Linked DNA regions of Homo sapiens: region 1 is linked to region 2. A link is an interaction called in ENCODE POLR2A ChIA-PET data of the cell type or tissue named here. Cell type or tissue: endothelial cell of umbilical vein. All regions are shown on one strand. Links, peaks and the distances in the headings refer to the core of each region. The heading gives the core; the rest is flanking DNA.

What was found. ChIA-PET counts read pairs that join two places held together with the same protein. Peaks named below come from ENCODE experiments on the same cell type or tissue, not always from the same donor. Only the 100,000 strongest peaks of a DNase experiment are listed, where the experiment ranks them.
Region 1: POLR2A ChIA-PET joins it to region 2 with 5 read pairs; 2 of 35 experiments call an interaction of 5 or more read pairs at or near these places.

What each region holds. Positions count from the first base shown.
Region 1 is chr1:93,984,766-93,992,063 of GRCh38, forward strand. No RefSeq gene overlaps it. Among named protein-coding and RNA genes, the nearest start is that of GCLM, 79 kb to the left of the region's middle. In endothelial cell of umbilical vein, for the core only: no CTCF peak of the experiment used is centred there; no DNase peak of the experiment used is centred there; H3K27me3 peaks cover 989 bases.
Region 2 is chr1:94,331,583-94,338,880 of GRCh38, forward strand. ARHGAP29-AS1 (ARHGAP29 antisense RNA 1) reads left to right here. Exons shown (of 4, transcript XR_002958338.2): 3 at 1,727-1,827; 4 at 2,930-3,224. Among named protein-coding and RNA genes, the nearest start is that of ABCD3, 83 kb to the right of the region's middle. In endothelial cell of umbilical vein, for the core only: a CTCF peak has its summit at 4,476 (motif pointing left); a DNase peak (open chromatin) is centred at 4,439; H3K27ac peaks cover 975 bases.

The DNA of each region.
Region 1 (7,298 bases), core at 1,397-6,396, 350 kb before region 2:
GCATGTTTTGTTATGTGTCTTTGGAGAGGCTGTATGGAGTAGTGAGTAAGAATATAAGCTCTGGAGCCAGACCATGTGGGTTTAAATCCCAGCCCCACGGCTTACTGTGCAGTTTCGGTCAAGTTTACCTCTTTGGGTTTCCATCCATTTATCTGTCGAATGGAGATAATTACAGTTCCTGCTTATTAGGTAGTTGTAAGGATTATGTAATTAAATATATAAAGTGCTTAAAACAGTCCCTGGCACATAGTTGACTCATTAGTGCCATGAGTCCCTGGCACTCATTAAGTGTTAGCAACCAACATTATTAAGAAAACTTTTCTTAACACAATGAAAACAGTATCTTATGTTTTCTTCTAAGGATTTTCCACTTTGGTTTTTCAAAAGTGGTCTTGGGTACTCTTCTTTTCCCTCTTCTGTTTCCTTTCTTTCTGAGTAAATCATTCTTTTTTTTTTTTTTTTTTTTTTTGATACGGAGTCTCGCTCTGTTGCCCAGGCTAGAGTGCAGTGCCCTGATCTTGGCTCACTGCAAGCTCCACCTCCTGGGTTCACGCCATTCTCCTGCCTCAGCCTCCCAAGTAGCTGGGGCTACAGGTGCCCGCCACCACACCTGGCTAATTTTTTGTATTTTTAGTAGAGACGGGGTTTCACTGTGTTAGCCAGGATGGTCTTGATCTCCTGACCTTGTGATCCACCCGCCTAGGCCTCCCAAAGTGCTGGGATTACAGGCGTGAGCCTCCATGCCCGGCCGAGTAAATCATTCTTAAGGCTCTTAGGTGTTAGGGAGCCGGGTAGGTGCCCAGGTAGGGCTGAGGGGAGCCTCAGGGGCTGTGAGCAGGTGTAAGAGCCCAGGCGAGGCAAGGAGGGCGTCTGTGTAGGAAGGTGGCCTGGTGTGGAAACCAGACCCCAGGCAGGGTGAGGAGGGTATCTATGTGCTGGAGTGGCCCAGGGTGGGGAGTCAGAGCCTGAGCAGGGGGGGAAGTGTGGGTGTCAGAACCCCGGTAGTGTCAGGTGAGATTCTTGTTGGGGAAGGTAGGCAGGAGGACAATGGTGGAGATGGGAGATGTGTTATATCCAGAGGGATCGATCATATAAGTAAATGTGTGTATAAATATCTTAAAGATATTGGGAGCCAATTTTTAAGGGAAGGGAGCTGAAAATGTGGAAAGAAAAAAATGAAAGTAAATGCTGTGATGTATTGGAATTGGAGGTATCAGCATAACCTCACGATTGTTGATGTATACATTAATATATAGAGAAATAAATATAGATATGACTGTATATATATCTATTCTCTATCTATACATATGTACATACATACATACATACATATTCTCTAATTGTCCACTAAGAGAGCCTAGATGTTGGCTTCTGAATAGTATTTTCCCTAAAAAGAACCAGGGCCCTTGGGGAAATGGGTGATTCCAGATTGGGAAATGGCAAGATAAACCTGGAATATCTTGTTGTGCCAGAAAGCAGGTAAGTGCTCAAAGAATGATGTGAAACACATCAAAAGGACACAAGAGCCATTTGATGGATTTCTACTAGCTAAATAAGAGACAAATTGGACATTAAGTTAAATAGTAAAGAATTAAACCCATTGAATAAAATAGGAAGCCATGAATTCATAAATACGTATAAATAAATAAAATTCTTGTTAATTACAAAGGAAAAGAGAATCATCTTATGGAAGCCTGCAGACACCTCCGTAATCAAGTGATTAAAGTGAACATCATTAGTAATGGGTCAAATTGAAATTGCACGCCATCTAATAGGATGCAATGAAATGAAAGAACACAGTATCGCTTCTGAGATATTCCTGCCAAAGATACATAACATAAATCTCATTATGAGGAAACATCAAACATGCCCACATTGAAGAACACTAAAAAATAACTGACCTGTCATCGTTAAAAGACTGAGGAGCTGTTCCAAACTAAAGGAGATCAAAAAGACCTGTCAACTCAATGCAACATGTGATTCTGAACTGGATCCTTTTGCTATAAAGGAGGAGGTTATTGGGATAATTGTTGAGACTTGAATGGGGTCTGAGGATTAGATGGTAGTGATGTTAATTTACTGCTGTTGGTGGTTGTATTGTGATCATGCAGGAGAATGCACTTGTTTGTAGGAAATATACAAACTATACAAACTATGAGGCTTCAGGTTGGCAGTTTTTTGTCAAATGATTGAAGAGAAAATTCTATTATACTTGCAACTTTCTTGTAAATTTGTGATTGTTTCACAATTTAAAAATTATTACATAAAAATGACTTCTTATTTTTTAAAAAGAATACTTTAATCCACTTGGAGTTTATCTTTGTGTATGCTGTGAGATAGAACTAACTTAATTTTTTAAATACTTTCATGTAGATAACTAGTTGTTAACACTGAATACAAATTTGAAAAGTGATATTCTAGGGAGGGGGGAGAGAATAATTAAAGACAAGGACAGGAAAATGAGGGTTGAATTTAGGGGTTTTGTTTGGCTAGACTGTAGCTCATATGTGGACTGGCAAGGGGTCAATCTGGAAGGGTAAGTTGGGGCCAAATCATAAAAGGCCTTTAATGTCAAAGTGAGGATTTTGCACTTAACTCTGCAGTTTATAGGAACCATTGAGAACTTAAGTGAATGATCCTTTTGGGAAGACTTCCCTACTCCTCCCACTTCCTGCTAGTTGAGTGTGCTTCTTTTGGGCTCCTATAATTCATTCATTCATGTTTTCTCAATCTCTCTCTCCTCCTCTTTCCTTCTCCTTCTCCCATCCCCTCTCCCTCCCTTTCCCTACTAAATTGACCTCATCTATTTCTGAGACAACTTCCCAACCAGAGTGGTGTTGGGGACTTTTATTGTATGTGGCAGTTAGCACAGTGCCTGGCTAATAGTAAGTGTTCAATCGTGGTTACCAAACAGACCTCAGGAAATGAATTTTAAGAAGCAGAGTAGTATCAGTGGATGTGGGAGAGGCGAGGCCAGGCCAGGCTTGGAGCTGGAACATCACCCAGGCAGGAAGTAATAAAGGCCTCTATCAGAGAAAGGACAGTGATAAAAGAAAGGCAAAAGGGGTATTTGGGAATGACCTTGTGGTGTTGGAAGCTGTATTTTGGCAAGTGGTAGAATACAGGGGGTGAAGAAGGTGGAAGAGAAGGAATCTGAGGGTTTTTTTTAAGTCTCTTAGGACAGGAGAAGAGTCATGCCTACAATTGAAACAGGAAAATTAATCAGTTCAGGATCTCAGAAAGTGAGGACAATTAAAATAACAAAAAGTGTAACATTACCTTATAATTGCTTACCATCCTGTAGTTTTCAAAGTTCATCATCTACACCTTTATAGTGATAAATACCATTGAACACTCCAAAATAGGGAATCCTCTCCAAAGTGGGGACTACGAATACATTGGGACTTCCTGGCTCTTCCCTGACATTTTTGCCCAAGAGCCCACATTTTAAAAGTGATCAACCTACTGACCTTGCTATTTTGTTTCTATAGAGCTCCCTAGACATTTAGCTGAGGGAACAATTATGAATGTTTGGAGTTGAGCCCTCAGGCTCCTGCTGGTTTAGGTGGGACTTGATGCTGTACCTATAAGACATCTTGTTACATGAAGTGGGGCTGATGGGGGAAGCAGGTAAAAACCCAGGCTTATTACACCTTCCTGCAGGCTGGCTGCTGTCAGCTGTTGATTTAGTTCAACGAAGATCTAAAATCACAGTTTCTGAGCTTAAAATTGTCCCCATTCTCTGACCTTCAACTTATCTTTCAACATCTGCTGTCCCAGCTAAACTGGAGTTACTTGCAGTTCCTACTATAAAACAGAAAATGGAACAAGTGGCAATGGGTGTGGGGGGGGGGGGGTCCTTAAAAGGCACCTGAAGCTGTGTCTGATGTCCCTTAACATTAATCTGTTTACTTGCTAGAACAGGGGTGGGCACAGTATGGCTTGTGAGCCAAACCCAGCTTTGCCCATTCCTTACATGTTGTCTATAGCTGCTTCCGTGAACCACAGCCAAGTTGAGTAGTTGCAACCAGAGGCTGTATGACTTGCAAAGTCTGAAATAGTCACTGTCCAGCCCTTTACAGAAAAAAAAAATGTGCTGACTGATGCATTAGGATGTTAACACCGTGAAAGCAGAGGCTGTGTCTTGTTCTCTGCTTTGTCCCCAGAATATGGAGTAGTGGATGCTTTTTTACCTTCTTCTGCAATGTTTCCTCTCTCCTCTCCTTTCCCCCTTCCTCTTTTGCTTTTTGGCAACTGTTAGAGGATGAATGTGGCAATCAGTATTGTTCAGGACCAAAGAGGCTGCCTAGCTCTGCTGGAAAACAAGAATTGCACCAGGGCTAGGCTGTGTGCCTGGAATGCCGTCTGACCAGGTGCTGTGCAGTGTCTTATGGATGAAATGTGCCCCCTGAAACTCACCATGACTCAAGACTGTGGGATTTGGCTACAATAATCTGTGGTCTCTTATGAAATGTACTAAAGTATAAAACCAAGAAGGCTTGGGTCTGGGCAAAGCATGTCTTATGGGATGTGCACATCTGAGCCTGGACATCAGGCAGCTGCTCAGGAAGCTGAGTGTGTGTCATGGTGAGCTGCAGGAAGGGCCCTGAGTAGAGTGCCTTGGGGGGTCCTCATGCCATTTATGTCTCAATACTTAAAGTTACAAACGAAGCTAACAAACTGCTAAATAACCACCTTCATAATGACCTGGGTTCAAATGTCAGCTTCTTGGCATCCTTGGAGTTCCACACTGGCCTGTGGTGGTGCACAGCCCACTGCCCCATGGCTCGCTCCCCTTTTCTTCTTTCCCCTGTTTTCCCAAGTGGCCTCGTGTGCCATGGATGGACACTAGCCTGCACGATCCGGGACCAGCCTTGACTCAGCTCACACAGGCCCTAGAAGTGAGCTTTAGATCATTTGGACAGGGAATTGCAGAGGAGTTCTGGGTCCAGTGGGCATGCCCCCTGGGACCTGTGGATGCTTAGCCCTGGGAGAATGCAGCCACTTAAGGAGGACGGCAGTGGAGCGGGGCTGCAGGGAAGGCTGGATGGCCTGCCAAGCCATTGAATTTTTCTGGAATGTGCTTTTCATTTTCTATGAAAACAGTGCAAACAAAACAATCCCACAAAGGCTTAATTTGTGAATACTGAGGTATTTTCCAACTCTACAAGCCTATGGCTTTATGAATCTGAAAATTCCAGTACCTATGCTTTCCCCAACTTGATGATCGCCTTGGACAAAATGTGGAGCAATCCTTCCTTGTTGTCATCAGGAGTCATGAACTGTTAAGCTCGGGGCACCTGCTCAGGCATTGAAATGCTGCATTGAGGAAACCAAGCCCCAGGTGGCCGGAGTCCATGGGCTGAGTCCTTCTGGTGCCTGAAACAGCTACCCCACAAGGGTGAGGCTGCTGTATTTCTAGAGGAAGAGCTCCTCCCTTGCCCCATAGTCCCCGCAGGCCGGCTGGGGCAGAACTTCCTCCTCACTGGCCACAGTGAAGGTGCCCAGGATGTCACAGAGACCCTGTGCCCCAAGCCCAGAGCTTTGCCGATGGGTTCTCTGCCCCACTTTTCTCTTCCTGTCTCTTCAGGAGAGCTAGAGTGGGCTTTTCACTCAGCTTGAAAGAGATTTCTCTTTTTATCCCAGCTATTCCAAAATCTTGAGCTCCCCAAAGAACTGGAAACTTAGAAATTCTGGCAGCACATCATATGCCTGTAGCTTCTCTTGAGTGGCCATGTTTTCTGAACTGACTCTCTCCATTTCCTCCTCCTTTTCCTCCATTTCCTCAATAATTTCCCTTATTAACAGACTGAGGCATCTTTCAGTAGAGTCACACATTCTCAGGAGATCTGGGCCAAGCTTCCAGCTTCAGCCCTCCTCAAACCCAAGCAAGCTGTGGCTTTGCCACCTCCTCCTTGCTTTGTGGCTGTTTGTTTGTTTGTTTGTTTGTTTTGACAGAGTCTCACTCTGTTGCCAGGCTGCAGTGCAGTGGCACGATCTCAGCTCACTGTGACCTCTGCCTCTCGGGTTCAAGCAATTCTCCTGCCTCAGCCTCCTGAGTAGCTGGGATTACAGGCACCCACCACCACGCCTGGCTAATTTTCTTTCTTTCTTTTTTTTTTTTTTGTATTTTAATAGAGACGGGCTTTCACCACATTGGCCAGCTGGTCTCGAACTCCTGAGCTCAGGCAATCCGCCCGCCTCGGCCTCCCAAAGTGCTAGGATTAGACGTGAGCCACCACACCCGGCCTGTGGCTGTTTTTAAAGCACGGCATCCTCCTGCTCCACTTGCCCTTTGCTGCTTTTTGGAGGCATCATTTTCTTGGACCCACTTCTTTTCTGTCTATTTTTCTTGCTGAGTTTTCATAGTTTGCTGGGTTTTCAGTTTGGTGGGTATTAGTTGAACATTTTCTGTGTGCCAGGAGCTGGAAAAAACAGGATGAAAAGACACAGACCTCAGGTGTAGTGGAGACAAAAGGTAAACTGAGATTTTTCCTTAAGGGGGTGTGCAGATTTTACCTGCATCGACTCTTCCCAGTTCATGATGCCTTTCCGAAACCCTCACAGCCAAACAGAATGGCTGCTAAACCACCTCCCCTACATAGTCTTTTTTTAGTTTTCTTTTCCTAAGCAGCCCCGAAGAGTGTAGTCTTCTTTCCTGTGATATTGCAGTTGCTAATTTAAATTATGAAACCAGCCAGGGTGCAGCAGTGTGATGCAAGCAGTGTGCTGGGCTTTCCCAACCTCTATCCTAGCCCTAGCTAAAATGGTCTTACAGTTTTGGTCCTTGGTAACTTAAAAGAAAAAGTCAACACCAGATGAAGCTGCGGGGTTACCAAAGTAGTTTTATAGTCTCTATGGGCAGTTGTTTGCCTAGCATCTAGAAGGTGCAAAGTGGCAAGCCAGGAGGTGTGCAGGACTTAAAGTTGTGTAGCCCTTGCCCTCTGTCTGCCTCTAAACAAGCACAGCTGAAACAAAAATTTTAGCACCTTGTGCTCACTTTCTTTCTCATCCTCTTCTCAGCAACAGTTCCTGGGCCTCAGCATCTCTCCCCTTTTCCTCTTGCCTCACCCCGACTCTGGAGTCTATCCTCAGTATAATGAAAGCATGTTTACGACGAAGCCCATCTCTAGGTCATGGAGGGGAGACTGCCCTGACAAGGAAACCCACTTGTTCTCCTCATCCACAGTCTCTGGAAATGTTTGGTTTAAAATTATTATTTTCTGAATCTTGATGAGCATTTATGTGAACTAGATGTCCATCTTCATTCCTTTTTATTTATTTATTTATTTTTAGAT
Region 2 (7,298 bases), core at 1,499-6,498:
TAATTTTAAAGACGGAAATAGAATTGTTCATAGAGAGGACTATCCTTTGTCTAGCAAAAGACCTTGGATATGAAAGATGAAATCTCCAAAGCTAACTTAATTTGTATAAGAAATGTATCAAGAATTGAAAGCTATTACATGCCTGTAATCCCAGCACTTTGGGAGGCCAGGTCGGGCAGATCACTTGAGACCAGGAGGAATTTGAGACCAGCTGGCCAACATGGTGAAACCCCATTTCCACTAAAAATACAAAAGTTAGCCATATATGTTGGCGCATGCCTATAATCCCAGTTACTCTGGAGTCTGAGGCATGAGAATCGCTTGAACCCAGGAGGAAGAGGTTGCAGTGAGCAAAGATCATGCTACTGTACTCTAGCCTGGGTGACAGAGGGAGACCTTGTCTCTAAAAATAAAAAAAGAAAAAAGAATTGAAGTCTGAATAAAAAAGAATGAGATTATGTCCTCTGCAGAAACATGGAGCTGGAAACCATCATCCTCAGCAAACTAATGCAGGAACAGAAAACCAATCCTACATGTTGTCACTTATAAGTAGGAGCTAAATGATGAGAACTCGGACACAAAGAAGGGAACAGCAGACACTGGGCCTGCCTGAGGGTGGATGGTGGGAGGAGGGAGAAGATAAAAAAAATTATTAAGGCCGGCTGCAGTGGCTAACGCCTGTAATCTCAGCACTTTGGGAGGCCGAGGCGGGCAGATCACAAGGTCAAGAGATTGAGACCATCCTGGCCAACATGGTGAAACCCTGTCTTTACTAAAAATACAAAAATTAGCTGGGCGTGGTGGTGCATGCCTGTAGTCCCAGCTACTCAGGAGGCTGAGGCAGGAGAATCGCTTAAACCTGGGAGGCAGAAGTTGCAGTGAGCCAAGATCATGTCACTGCACTTCAGCCTGGCGACAGAGGGAGACTCCGTCTCAAAAAAAAAAAAAAAATTATTATTGGGTACTAGGCTTAGTACCTGGGTGACAAAATAATCTGTACAACAAACCCCCATGTCATAAGTTTCCCTATATAACAAACCTGCACTTGTACCCCTTAACCTAAAATAAAAGTAAAAAAAAAAAAAAAAAGAATTGAAGGCTGAAAGCCAGAAGGGAAGTGAGAAAGAGGAGCTCAGGGCAGTGAAATGAAGTGGAAATGTTGTCAGGGAACTCTACATATAAGGGGTTAAGAGTGACCAGGTGAGTTTTAAACACAGGGATGTCCCATATTTGGTTTTAAGTTATTGGCTGTGCAGTGTTGTAATTGGATGTAACTCCCATCCTATATCAAATTATGTTTACATAATTAAGAGAGTCCACTAAAGTGATTTTTCCTGAGCAAAGAAAGTCTGCTCTGTGTTCTGATATACATTTTTAAGCACCTCTCACTCATCATCCAAAAGTGTCAGCTGGGTTCCACCTACTAATGACCAGTTATTCTATGAGATGATCTGAAAGATTATAGAATGGCTAATAAAGGGAGTAGCAAAAGCCTGTCACACAATGAATACTTGAAGAGCTACCAGGCGTCTGTTTGACAGAGGGGATTGCCCTGCATGGCCATGAGATGTGCGTGACTCACCCTGGAGAGGGGAGCTCCTGTACAAATTGACCATTCATGGTCTTAGTTCTGAACTGCCTTTCTGGACCCTTCTTTCTGTTTCTCCTCTACTTTTGATGCTCTGAGCTAGCAAGTTTGATGTCCTTCTTCTGTTCCCTATTCTAGGTCTGGGCTTGATGTTCACCGATTTTCCCTCAGCTCCGACTGTGGCTCCTCTCAGCTGACTCTGACCCTGCTCTCAGCCGGGCTGCATCTGCCCATCTCAGGTAAACATGGCTGAGCCTAGGTAAACTGTGGGACCTCTCAGCTGGAGCTCCACTCCTGTGCGTGGAACACCTGGCTGGTTTGGCAATTGAATTAGACACTGGGAAGGCATGAGCTGACATCGCTCTTCCTTCAAATATTTGGAAGGGGCAGTTTCCTTATTCACTACGGCCTCGAAGCAGAGAATGAGGAATACTGGGGCACTAAAAGGACTGAGTGTAACTTAAAACAAAAAGGCGCTCGACAGCAGCCAGAGCTACCACAGCTGTCATTTTGTCCTCACTGAAAGGGCTCCAGCAAAGGCTGGATAACCATCAAGTGGCAACACTCTGGGAACGTTTGCAAAGGGAGCCACGCATCCTACAGATAATTTTACCAGCAGGTTTGCAGGTTCCTTCAGCACTGAGCTTCTCAGATTCTAAACTTTTATACTTCTTTGAGTTAAAAAAAAAAAAAAAGTCAGATGCAGCTGGGCGCGGTGCCTCACGCCTGTAATTCCAGGACTTTGGGAGGCCAAGGCAGGCGGATCACCTGAGGTCAGGAGTTCGAGACCAGCCTGACCAATATGGTGAAACCTCGTCTCTACTAAAAATACAAAAATTAGCTGGGCATGGTGGGGTGCACCTTTAATCCCAGCTACTTGGGAGGCTGAGACAGGAGAATTGCTTGAACCCGGGAGGCGGAGGTTGCAGTGATGAGATCATCCCACTGCACTCCAGCCTGGGCGACAGAGCAAGACTCCCTCTAAAAAAAAAAAAAAAGTCAGATGCTTGACTAGAAGGGACAACTCGGAGTGAGAACTGGAGGGTCATTCGTGTGTGGTTGTTGCCAAGGAGGAAATTAAAAACTGAGAAACAGGAGAGTTAAAATCTAAGTTGGGAGAGGGGAACCTCAGATCCCTTCTGAGGATATAGTTAAACTGTCTGTGTTTTCTGTGCCAAACAGAGCAGCTTAGACCTAAAGAATGTCAGCAATTTTCATCCTCCCACACAGCTACTTTATAATAATTAGTTTTACTACTTTTTTTCACAAGCTATTACTTTAATTATTTTAATTAAGTTGTTCATGCACTTGCGTTGCTTACAAGCACTTTTCTTTTTATAGCACATCAATAAACAGCAGAGGGAAACTACCACCTTGGAAGGAGCCAGGCAGTTTCTGCTGGGTAGGCCGCAGCCTGGAACATGGAAGTAGCTTCTTCCATCCTACACTGGAAACCACCCAGCATCCCGGGCCCTCCAGAGAAGAGCCAGACTCCCTTCCCTGGGAAGAGACTATAGTCCTATCTGTATCCTCCGTGGTCATTGCCCCTCAGTCACAGCAATGAAGAGCAAATTACCTGTTTTCTGTATGTTCCTCTGACAACAACTGCCACAGAGTAAATATGAAAGGTTCTGGATGATTCCTTGTCAGCTTTTATTAAAATTCCACATACTTGGCATTTCTTAGCTATCTGGGTTGACTCCTGGTTCCACCCCTTACTAGTTGCGTGACCTTGAAAAAGTGACTTACCTTCTCACATTCTCAGTTTCCATATCTGTCAAGTGTAGGTAAAAGCACCAAACTGGTAGAGTTATTTTGAGAATTATATGAGTTCTGAGTGAGAGGGTGCTAAGACCTTGCTGGTTAGAGTGGTTTTTCAATCCTGATCACCTCCTTCTCCCTCTTAGCTTCTTTTCTCCTCCCCCTCCTGCTTCTAGTCTAGGCTTCTGGCAATTTTGACGTAACAAAAGTGGGATTCCTTCATTCCTGACTTCAGAGCTTTTCCTTACTTCAGTATTGCATGATAATTCTCAAGCCTGTTCTTTACATAAATACAAAAAGGAGAAAGTGAAATAGTAGAGGAACCGACCGATTTGAAGGAGCTGCCACTATTTGATTCCTCCTGTTAGGACATCTGAATGACCCCAAGTTCCTGTTCTTGAGGCTGTTGTATCATATTCTTAAAAGCTATGCATGCATTCTGCTTTGAATGTGTCCCTCAGCCTCATTCTTCTCCACTTGCTGGGGGCCATCCCGCCCCACGGGAAGGTAAGTTCAGGCTCAGAAGGAAAGACACGACAAAAAAATCTTGCTTTTATTTTTGTTGTCTAAAATCATGTTTCATGCTCTTCTTTGAATAAAATCCAGGACTCCAGAGATGACCTGTTACTTTTCTTTCAGCAAGTCTCTAATTTGCCGAGGAGTAAACTTGTAATGAAAAGAAACCAGAACTCCCCAAGGTAGCTCCCCCTCACAGTCATTCCTCAAGGCAGGGGATCTTTAGAGCAGACCTCAAGAACTCCATCCTTTCTGTGAAATAGGGCTGCTAACTCAACACCTGTTAAGTATGATTTTTTAAAATATATTTTTTGTTAAAACTTTGATTAATAGAGACAGAAACTTTCACTCCAAAACCTTTGCTATGATTAGATCTAGAACAGAGACTATTTGGTCTACGTTTGAACTGAAAAGTTTGCCCTTGACCTCGTGAATTGTATTGTTCTAATTAAAGTGATAACTGCAGTATTAGCTTTTATATAATTCCAATAACCAAATCGAGACTGCCCATTTAGGTTTTCAAAAGGAATCTGTTAGCACCATCTTGTGACTATTTTGGTACCGCTTAAAGAACAAAATTTTCAGCCTGAGGCTTGCTTGTGTTCAAAAAGGCGTCTTCTCGCGCCCTCTTGTGATGTGTTACAAAACTGGGAGAAACAACAGATACAGGATAACGCCTGTGGTTCCAGGAATTGCTCTTCCTGCTATCATAGCTATTAGTGATTCTTTGAAAAATCACGGCTATTAATAAAAATCACTTCTATTAATTTTGCTTGTAAGTTAATAAAGCAAATTACAAAGCAAATATATGTAATTTGCTTTATTAATTTACAAATATAAAGTAATATGAGAAATAACAATAAAGTCTCATTGTAACCTCAAAAATGGAAATCAAGGTAGGAGGCTGAGGAGGGTGGATCACGAGGTCAGGGGTTCGAGACCAGCCTGGCCAACACGGTGAAACCGTCTCTACTAAAGATACCAAAAATTAGCCGGGCGTGGTGGCACGCTCTTACTTAGGAGGCTGAGGCAGGAAAATCGCCTGAACCCGGGAGGTGGAGGTTGCTGTGAGCTGAGATTGTGGCGCCACTACACTCCAGCCTGGGCAACAGGGTGAGACTCTGTCTCAGAAAAAAAAAAAAAAAAAACCCACAAAAAGTTAAAGCTGGCCAGCCAAAGAAAACATAAACTATACTTATGCTATTTCCTCACAGCAGCAGCACTTTGGTTCGTAAATGGAAGTGCCCGCCATCTTGGTAACTAAGCTTTCTACACACTAGGTGCTGCTCTAATTTTGTCACATGTGCATTCGCACCACAAAGAGGTAAGCCCTTTACCATAATCCTCATTTCCCAAAGAGAAAACTGAAGCACAGAGAGGGAACTGCCAAGGGCCAGTGACTGGTCAGTGACAGAGCTGGCGGGTGAAGCTGGGACTGAAGGCCAGCCACTGCAGGGGCCGAGGGAGAGCTTTCCCCTTGTTTCTCTGAAGGTTCTCTGAAGAAATCAACTAGCAAAAAGCAGGTTAATTGGAAAAAAGGCATACACATCTATTTAACATGTATATATGGGCGCCTTCAGAATGAAGACTCAAAGATAAAAGAGAAATTGTCCATTTTTATGCTTAGGTACACCACAGTATGGACAGCCATGTAGAAATATGACTGGATGAAAAGAGTATGATCCAATGCTAATAGACTGAATGGGGACGCCCAGCAAAGCCTGTCTGTCTGGATTCTTCTTGGCCTCCTGAGCACCATTCCTTCCTTCTGGGTATGGGGCAGGACCCTGTCTGGAATGGGGGGGGCGGTTATACGACTCATAGTCAAACAAGGTGGGTCAGATAATTTCTTTATAGCCTGTTTTTATGCAGAAAAGTGGAGGGAAAATTAAAGTAGTATTTTTCAGTTTTATGACTAGCTTTGGGGAGAAAAGATTCTGGTTTCTATGACCTGCCTTGGGGGCAGAGGGATTCTAGTTTCTATGACTAGCCTAGGGCAAGTATGGCACTGATAGGGCGGAAGGGCAGAGAAACGGTTTTGCTTCTAAGGGTGCTTCCAAGGCCTTCATTTTGAGGCATTGATTTCTGAGCCCCAACACACCCCTACTTCACACTACCCACGACTGTGACTTTGGGCAGGATTTTAGTGTCTATTGCCACCTGCTTTTAACCTTCATTGTTCTCCTAGCCCTTTAGCAATGTCATCTAAGCACTTGGTAAACGGTGGTGTGAGTCCTGAAAAAAGCACCTGAAAAACCTCGCATTGGAAGTGGACTTTAGGTGTGATACAATTTGAAGTGCAATATAAGAGATATTGATAAAATCTCATTTTAACCTCTAAAATGGAAACAAAGAATATCCTTCCCATTTTTGGCCGGGCGCGTTGGCTCACACCTGTAATCCTAGCACTTTAGGAGGCCAAGGTGGGTGGATCACAAGGTCAAGAGATCGAGACCATCCTGGCCAACATGGTGAAACCCCGTTTCTACTAAAAACACAAAAATTAGCCGGGCATGGTGGCACGCACCTGTAGTCCTAGCTACTTGGGAGGCTGAGGCAAGAGAATTGCTTGAACCCAGGAGGTGGAGGTTGCAGTGAGCCAAGATCACACCACTGCACTCCAGCCTTGTGACAGAGTGAGACTCCATCTCAGAAAGAAAAAAGAAAGAAAGAAAAGAAAAGGAAATCCTTCCCATTTTTTTACATTTGTTAAAACCACAAAATCTTAAAGCTGGCCAGCCAGGCAGTTGCCATATCTGTGCTGTACATTTAGGAGAAACTTGCAGGCTTTCTCAACCTTGGCACTATTGACATTTTGGCCTTCAGAATTCTGTGGTGTGGGGAGCGGTCCTGTGCATTGCAGGGTGTTCAGCAGCATCCCTGGTGTCTATCCAGTCAGTGCCGGTAGCACCCCTCCAGTCATCACAAACAAAAATGTCTCCAGACATTGCCAGATGGCTGGGGATGGGGCAAAGGAGAGGCCCCAAATTCTCCTAGGTTGAGATGGAACATACTATGAGAGAGTTGAGAAAAGGTAAAAATTAAAGTAGCATTATAGCCGGTATAATGTTAATATCTCCAAGTTGCCCTAAGGCAGAGAAGGAATTGGAAACATGAAACATTGCCATTGGCTTGGCTGAAAGGTCATTTCCCAGAAAAGTACCATGAAACTACCATGTTATATGTCATGCAGGCTAAGTATGCAGCCCTTATGTTGATTCCTCTGGAAAAAACGATCTTGAGTGTGTAAGATTTTCATGATTGCATTGTGTGATCGCATCATAAAATGTGCTATGTTTTCAGAAAATTTGAAAGACTTACTCTCATGATTTCTTGACCTTCAGGTTATCTGTGGGCTCAGAATTTGAACTTAATTTATTATCTCACTTAGTTTTCTCTGAACCCTTCTTCATGGGCTCTTCTTGGTTAATAG